2 separate regions of the Homo sapiens genome follow, and region 1 is linked to region 2. Evidence: chromatin contacts called from ENCODE POLR2A ChIA-PET data. All regions are on one chromosome and are shown on one strand. The core of a region is the stretch at or near the end of the contact, and the rest is flanking DNA. Distances in the headings are between cores, read along the strand shown.

The links. ChIA-PET counts read pairs that join two places held with the same protein, here RNA polymerase II (POLR2A).
Region 1: POLR2A ChIA-PET joins it to region 2 with 12 read pairs in Panc1. The contact joins two enhancer-like sites. POLR2A ChIA-PET finds 5 or more read pairs at or near these places in 5 of 52 experiments (A673, GM12878, H1 and 2 more).

The regions. Positions count from the first base shown.
Region 1 is chr2:38,945,986-38,949,837 of GRCh38, reverse strand. All of the region lies in intron 10 of ARHGEF33 (Rho guanine nucleotide exchange factor 33), which reads right to left. All of the region lies in intron 2 of LOC105374471 (a long non-coding RNA gene), which reads left to right. Among named protein-coding and RNA genes, the nearest start is that of ARHGEF33, 58 kb to the right of the region's middle. RefSeq lists silencers at 1,921-2,040, 2,307-2,493, 2,316-2,610 and enhancers at 1,800-2,300, 2,301-2,801. Within about 2 kb of position 2,222, at least 4 of the 41 ENCODE cell types and tissues checked have a DNase peak (open chromatin) inside an H3K27ac peak, as active enhancers do.
Region 2 is chr2:38,735,165-38,739,110 of GRCh38, reverse strand. No RefSeq gene overlaps it. Among named protein-coding and RNA genes, the nearest start is that of SRSF7, 14 kb to the left of the region's middle. Within about 2 kb of position 1,615, at least 13 of the 41 ENCODE cell types and tissues checked have a DNase peak (open chromatin) inside an H3K27ac peak, as active enhancers do.

The DNA of each region.
Region 1 (3,852 bases), core at 973-3,472, 210 kb before region 2:
CTTCGCCTTCCACCATAATTGTAAGTTTCCTGAGGCCTCCTCAGAGGCTGAGCAGATGCCAGCATCGTGCTTCCTGTACAGCCTGCAGAACCGTGATCCAATTAAACCTCTTTACTTTACAAATTACCCAGTCTCAGCTATTCTTTATAGCAATGTGAGAACGGCCTAACACAGCTACTGACCAGGCCTGGCTTGCTACTCCCTGGAATTTTACAAAGCACTTTTTCTACCCTTCCATCCCTCTCTTCTCCATCTTGCAATGTACCTCCTTTTTTCTTTTTTTTCCCTTTTTCAGAAGTAAGGAAGGGAAGAAGGGAGACGTCAGAGAAGGGTGGGGTGGAGAGGAGAGATAGAGAATCATGGGAGGAAGAGGAAGGGGGACTAGCTGGGTAAGAGTGATGTGATTAGAGGCCTATAGAAAAGAGGAAGAAAAAAATAAAAAGAAGCAGAGTTTTTTTGGGTTACAGCAAGGATTGGAGCTCTAACTTGGTGACTTAAGGTAGGTTCCTTTATGCTTTCAGCACCGCAAGTTTAACAAACAGAAAAGAGATGGTCTGGTTGATCTGAACTTACTTGAATATTTCCCCAGGGTCAAATGAGAGTAAACTCGTGGACAACTGGGGTGCTTTCCCAACAAGCAAACCTTTGTTGGAACAATAGGAAGGATGCCAGATCGAGAGGAGGTTTTTTTCAACTCATTTCCAAGCAAAGCAAAGTGACCTCTGTGACTGTAGCTCAGAGGAGACACACAAACACGAGAATAGGGTACCTAGCCCCCTATGAAAGGATATGAGGAAGACTTCCACTCCCATCTTCCACTCCCTCCACCTCCTGTGCCTGGATCCCCTACAGGTACAAAAGAGGAGAGGCCTCCTGACCTGAGCGCTTACAATGGAACAGTGGGTTTAGGAGATCAAAGAAATCCCTGTCCAGATCAGAGGGGAATTTGGAGGGGTAGCTACGGGGTATACTGACTGGGAGAAGACCATAAACCTGATGGAGAAAAACACAACTGATTGTACTGAAAGTGTAAAATGCTGCACCAGCCAAAGATCTAGGTGCAAAAGATTTCTTCCTACCCAGTGGTTGTAAATGACTTTGTGTAATAGTCCTGGTGTGACCCTGGAAGATATTAGGGCACCATGGGAAGATCTGACTTTGTGAAGAATTGTCCATATATGTATATAAAATGTCTTGGATTATCGATTTCCTTTTTCTTTCCTTCATTCCCCTTCCTCCCTCCCTCCCTTTCTTCCTCCCTTCCTCTCTCCCTCCTTCCCTCCCTCTCTCCTTCCCTTTCTTCCTTCCTTCTCCCTTTCTTTCCAGAGAGCTGCATTCTGCTACACTGTGGTCAATGTACTTGGAGAATGGGAGAGCTGGTACCAATCTCCTCCTGGACTGCCCACCGGGATGACTGTTTGAGATTTCAGGGTGGGGTTGGAGAAGGCTAAGGCCTCCATCAAGCATTGTGGAAGCACATAAGTTACATGAAAAACAATGACCTACAGTGGATTCTATACGAAACATTGAAAACGGGCTTTAAACCTTTTAAAAAAATTTAACAAGGGTATTATTTGAAATTAGGGAGGAGTGTGAAATCAGAAGACAGACAGCAAAGGGAGAAAGATGGCAAGTACAAGCCACACTTAACCTGTTTCACTCTTTTGCCTGGCGCCAGACCTGACGCCCAGAAGCAACTTTTTCATGAAGACGAAGTATTCAGAGCTCAGCTTTTTTTTTTTCCTATTCCTTACTGGGATGAAATTTTGGCAACATTAGTAGTTTATTATTTCTAAAGCCTTCAAAGTTTTTATCTCCTAACAATATAGTACTTAATCAATGAGGGAAATACACTAAAAGCAAGAAAGAAAAATCCAGTTATAGTTTGAGGTTAATAATGTAGCTTTTGTCAGCCCAGAATGAGGCCAAAATAACTCCTGAGCTTGGCAGTAGCAGGTTCCCGCCACCCTGGATGGGCATGATCATTAAACGTGTGCCACCTGGTGGTGATCTGTAGCACGAAGCTTGTTGAGCTCTTGGTGGACACAGCACTGGAGTTTAGCTTACAAGGCTAATTGACAATCCTGCTGAGCTGATCACTGCTCCCTCCATAAGTGTTCAGACAGAACTGTGATCCTGAGGCTGTGGCTCTACCTAGGTGAGTCAGAGCCAAAAAGCCCAGAACTCCAACTTCTGTGATCCTTCGACAAATGACAGCCTGGGCAACAGAGCAAGACACCGTCTTTATAATAAACTGAAAAAGTAGCTGTTAGTGGTATGATGTATAAGAGCACAGGGTGGCTCATGCCTGTAATCCCAGCTGGGGATGCTGAGGTGGGAGGATCACTTGAGCCCAGAAGTTTGAGGCTGCAGTGAGCTGTGACTGGGCCGCTGCACCCTTCTCCAGCCTGGGCGACAGACAGAGACCTTGTCTCTAAACAAAACAAACAAATGAATCATAGCCCTCAAGTTCTGCCCAGGTTTCAGCCAGCAGCAATGTGCCCCTGCAACTTCCAGCCCTTTCAGCCAGGGGCACGGCTGGCTTCAAACAGGCTGAGGAAGCTCTTGAGTGACTCACTTTTCTTTAGGAAAAACCTAAGGTTTTATTTAATAGGTTGGAGAAGATGTGGCCACCTCAGGCTTGAATGTCAAGTTGTACTTGCAGTGGAGGTTATTTGCATCCCAACTTACTTTCCAATGGGGTAAAAAGTGCTGAAGGTTTGTGGTTTGTGATGGGAAAGTTAGTAAATGTTAATATACTTACTTTCATCTTTGCATGGAGAAAAATGCCGATAGTAAATGTTAATATACTTATTTTCATCTTTGCATGGAGAAAAATGCCGATAGAGAAAAGGAACAATTTCATTCTGCTTTGTATTTCCTTCAGCTGGTCTATTTAAAGTACACACAAAGGCTGGGCACAGTGGCTCACACCTGTAATCCCAGCACTTTGAGAGGCTGAGGTGGATAGATCACTTGAGGTCAGGAGTTCGAGACCAGCCTGACCAAAATGGTGAAACCTAATCTCTACTAAAAATATAAAAATTAGCTAGGCATGGTGGTGTGTGCCTGTAATCTCAGCTACTCAGGAGGCTGAGGCAGGAGAATCACTTGAACCCGGGAAGTGGAGGTTACAGTGAGCCGAGATAATGCCACTGCACTCCAGTCTGGGCAACAGAGTGAGATCCTGCCTCAAAAAAATAAAGAAAGAAATAAAGTACACACAGAGGTTTCAGGAAAGCTTTAAAGAAGAAAGATAATGAGTGGAGGAGGATAATGAAAATCTAACCCTAAAATAGAAAAACGGCAGTACCACCAAGCTCAGAACCAGAGACTTCATATTCAGTACTAACGAAGAGGGTGGGGTTGAAGCTTTTCTCTGCTTGGTCCATGCAAAGAAAAAAGAAGGTTAGTCTAGCAAATAACTAACATGAATAGCATTATCGCAGATATCTTGAAATAACTATGATCTTACTTTCATAGAGGATTGTATGATAGCTTTAATTTTTCAATCTCGTAGGATTTGAGGGAGAGATCTACTCCTTCCTCCCAGTGATGGGTCATAAGAGAACAATTTAGAAAAATAGGAAGTGGCAGCAAGTCAATAAGGGCCTTCTCTTTATCTACCCAAATCTTCTGCAGGGTCTGGTCTCTCCCCTATGACCTCCCGCCTGCTGGAGGCTTGCAACAAGGGCTAGACAACATATGTAGCAGACTTAACAAATCAACTGAGATCTGAAGTAAAAACGTACAGGCTGTTCAAGAGGGAAGACTGAATTTTGAAATAGGAAGAGACAACTGTATCCTTCTGGCTCTCTGAGAAACTTTACACATTGCAGTTAATGAAGCCAG
Region 2 (3,946 bases), core at 366-2,865:
TGACCAGGCTGGTCTTGAATTACTGTCCTCAAGTGATCCGCCCACCTCAGCCTCCCAAAGTGCTGGGATTACAGGTGTGAGCCATTGTGCCTGGCCTCTCTAGTTAACTTCTTATGCATCATTATACTGTTTTCAACAAACTTCTACTTGATTCCCTTTTTTTTTTTTTTGAGGTAGTGTCTCACTCTGTCACCCAGGATGGAGTGCAGTGGCATGATCTCAGCTTACTGCAACCTCCGCCTCCCAGGTTCAAGCAATTCTCCTGGCTCAGCCTCCCAAGTGGCTGGGATTACAGGTGTGCACCACCACACCTAGCTAATTTTTGCATTTTTAGTACAGATTGGGTTTTGCCATGTTGGCCAGGCTGGTCTCAAACTTCTGGCCTCAGGTGATCTGCCTGCCTCGGGCTCCCAGAGTGCTGGGATTACAGGCGTGAGCCATTGGCCCCAGCCTACTTGATTCCTTTTTATAATCTCCAGTTTTTTTGTTTTTGTTTTTGTTTTCAACATTCTTGTGTTTATCTTTTAAAAGACAGTCTCCCTGTGTTGTCCAGGCTGCAGTGCAGTTGGCTATTCACAGGTGGGATCATAGTATACTATAGTCTTGAACTCCTGGGCTCAAACAAGCCTCCTGTCTCAGCCTCCTGAGTAGCTGGGACTACAGGCATGAACCCCTATGCCCAGCTTCTTATGCTTATTTTAAAATTCTAGGGGGTTGCCTTGTGTCTGCACAGCTTAGGGGGCAGCCACTTTCTGGAGAGTTTGTGCTGACACCTCAACCAGTCAGACTTCTGTCCTCTGCTGATGGATCTTTGTGTAGGTAGGTGAGTAATTTTAATATTCAGGCTGCTTTCAAGTCTATCTTAAGTTTTACTTTTTGTTGAGCCCTTCATCTCTGTTGCACATGTACCCAGCCTCCGATCAGCCAAAAATCTGCTTGCAGCCACGACTGCAACCTCAGGCCAGTAGAGCCATAAGCCCTCCCTGCCTGCACAGCACTGGGATTGTTACTTCCATTGATGATGGTTTGGGTATGGCTGCCACTCACACCTCCAAATGGAGTAAACCCTCTTTCAACCACAGCTGCTTGCTTGTCCTCATGTTCTGTTTTGCCTCAGCAGAACCTTCACAATTACTGAGTTGGAGGAGTGAGGGGGATACGAACAGCCCCAGGCAAGAACACTACAGACTCCCACTATTCCTACTCAAAGCTCAGTAGTTTTTCAGACAACATATCTCAGACTGGAAGGTTTTATGTCTGTTTCCAGAACACCAAAATTGTTTTGAGCTGGGAGTAGTGGTGCGTGCTTATAGTTGCAGGTACTTAGGAGGCTGAGGCTGGAGGGGGGATTGCTTGAGGGCAGGAATTCAAGACCAACCTGGGCAACATAGTAAGACCCCCCATCTCTATAAACAACAAAAAAAATGTTTCGTCCAATTTTTTCAGCATTTTAATTGCTCGAACTATAATAAGGAGAGGATTTGCTGACGTCCTTGCCTGACTGTAGCTGGAAGTGCTGCCCAAAGCACGAGACTTTAATGATGATCTGCGTAACTGAGTTAAGCAGGAAATGCCTTGATTGGGAAAGGATTGCACTCCTGTCCAAACAGCCTCTTGAAAACTGGTGATCCAATTGCTTAAAATGGTTAAGAGTGAAAATGGGAACTGGCCGGGGACCAGGACACATGCTGAGCTTCCTTCCTGCCCTGTGCTGGTAGTCCTGCATTTTTTTCCATGTTCTACTTTTCGTAAACTCTCCAGTTCCACCTCCACAGCATGACATCTTAGTCTTCACAGCAGTGTTTGTGTAATTATTTTAATATGACATCTCACCTTGTACAATTTTTTATTTTTGAGACAGTCTTGCTCTGTAACCCAGGCTGGAGTGCAGTGGTGCAATCTAGGCTCACTGCAACCTCCGCTTCGCAGGTTCAAGCAGTTATCTGCCTCAGCCTCCTGAGTAGCTGGGATTACAGGCACCTGCCACCATGCCTGGCTAATTTTTGTGTTTTTAGTAGAGACGGGATTTCACCATCTTGGCCAGGCTGGTCTTGAACTCCTGACCTAGTGATCCACCCGCCTTGGCCTCCCAAACTGCTGGGATTACAGGCGTGAGCCACCGCGTCCAGCACCTTCTAAAATTTTACTTCTTGCTGGGGCCTTCAGCGATTTTATCATAAAATCACCCAATTATGCTGACATGCTGTCACATGTCACAATCTATGTCTTATAAGCACATGGAAGGGCTTCTCAAGCAAAGTTATGTGTTTCATGAAAAAGGACAGATTGGTTGCTGCCACAAAAAGAGTTTCTCTAAATTTTTGCTTCCCTCAGATGCATGGTGTGACAAATGTAGCCTTTTTTTTTTTTAAGACAGAGTCTCGCTCTGTCGCCCAGGCTGGAGTGCAGTGGCGAGATCTCGGCTCACTCCAACCTCCACTTCCCTGGTTCAAGCAATTTCCCTCTCTCAGCCTCCTGAGTAGCTGGGATTACAGGTGCATGCCACCACGCCCAGCTAATTTTTTTGTATTATTAGTAGAGACGGTTGGCCAGACTGGTCTCAAACCAGGTTTCACCTGGTTGGCCAGACTGGTCTCAAACTCCTGACCTCAGGCAATCCACCCACCTTGGCCTCCCAAAGTGCTGGGATTACAGATGTGAGCCACAGCGCCTGGCCGCCTTTTTTACTTGCTTTTATAAACACCATTAATTTAAAGGCCAGTAACTTATTTCAGCTGCCCTACAGGCAATGAATATCCTTACTTGGACTACTGTAGACTTGGCTTCTTATAAAAACAATAATCTTTTTGGACAGAAGAAAACAAAGTATTTGGCTAATTAATTAATTAATTTGGCATTCTCAAACCTAGAGGCCATTACATTAAGAACTAGTTTGTAGTTGTTACATTTCTTTGTTTTGTCTCAGTGGATCCAGGGCTGGAATCGCCCCCATAGTGGCAGCAGGGGAGACCCCATCAGGGAGTGATCCAAACTATCTCGAGATAGGGCCGGCTGGGATTTCAAAGAAAGAAGCTCTAAGCGCCAGGGTGATCAATCCAAAGCATTTATTAGAGGAACTTCCTTACAGAGTGCTGCAGCAATGGTTGAGAGAGAAAAGGGGTGTTCTGCCCAGGTATATCAGCAGTGAGGGAGTTTCTATGACAGTTAAAGGAATTTGGCTCAGGGCCAGAGCCAGTTTCTTTTTTCTTTTTCTTTTTTTTTTTTTTTTTTTTTGAGACAGAGTCTTGCTGTCACCCAGGCTGGAGTGCAATGAGAGTCTTGCTGTGACCCAGGCTGGAGTGCAATGGCATGATTTTGGCTCACTGCAACCTCCGCCTCCTGGGCTTAAGCAATTCTCCTGCTTCAGCTTCCCGACTAACTGAGATTACAGGCACCCGCCACCATGCCCAGCTAATTTTTTTGTATTTTTTTTTTTTTTTTTAGTTGAGACGGGGTTTCACCATGTTGGCCAGGCTGGTCTTGAATGCCTGATCTCAGGTGATCCACCCGCCTCGGCCTCCCAAAGTGTTGGGATTACAGGCGTGAGCCACTGCGCCCGGCCCAGTGCCAGTTTCTTTTAGTGTTTTAGGGAACAACCTAGACAGATTTATCAGTGCCTGGGAATGTTCAAGGCCCGGTTTGGGTTCAAGCCTGCTAGGAAAAATCTGCAGCTGGCTAGGTGACAAAGGTCAAGGCACTCTGTGACTTTTGGTCAGGATACAGAAAGCAGGGGCAACTGGCAACTCTACACTTGTGAATAAGAAAATGTTCATTCTCTTCTTCTCTGGGATTTCCTAAATGATTGCTGGCACCTAGAGTATGAGAACCCTGCGTCGAACAATTTAATAATCAAATTGGTAGCTAGGTTGCAGTCAGCTTAATAGTTCACCTCTGAGGCCTCTTGGCTAATGTATATATTGGTAACTTTAATAAGAGTGGAGAGATC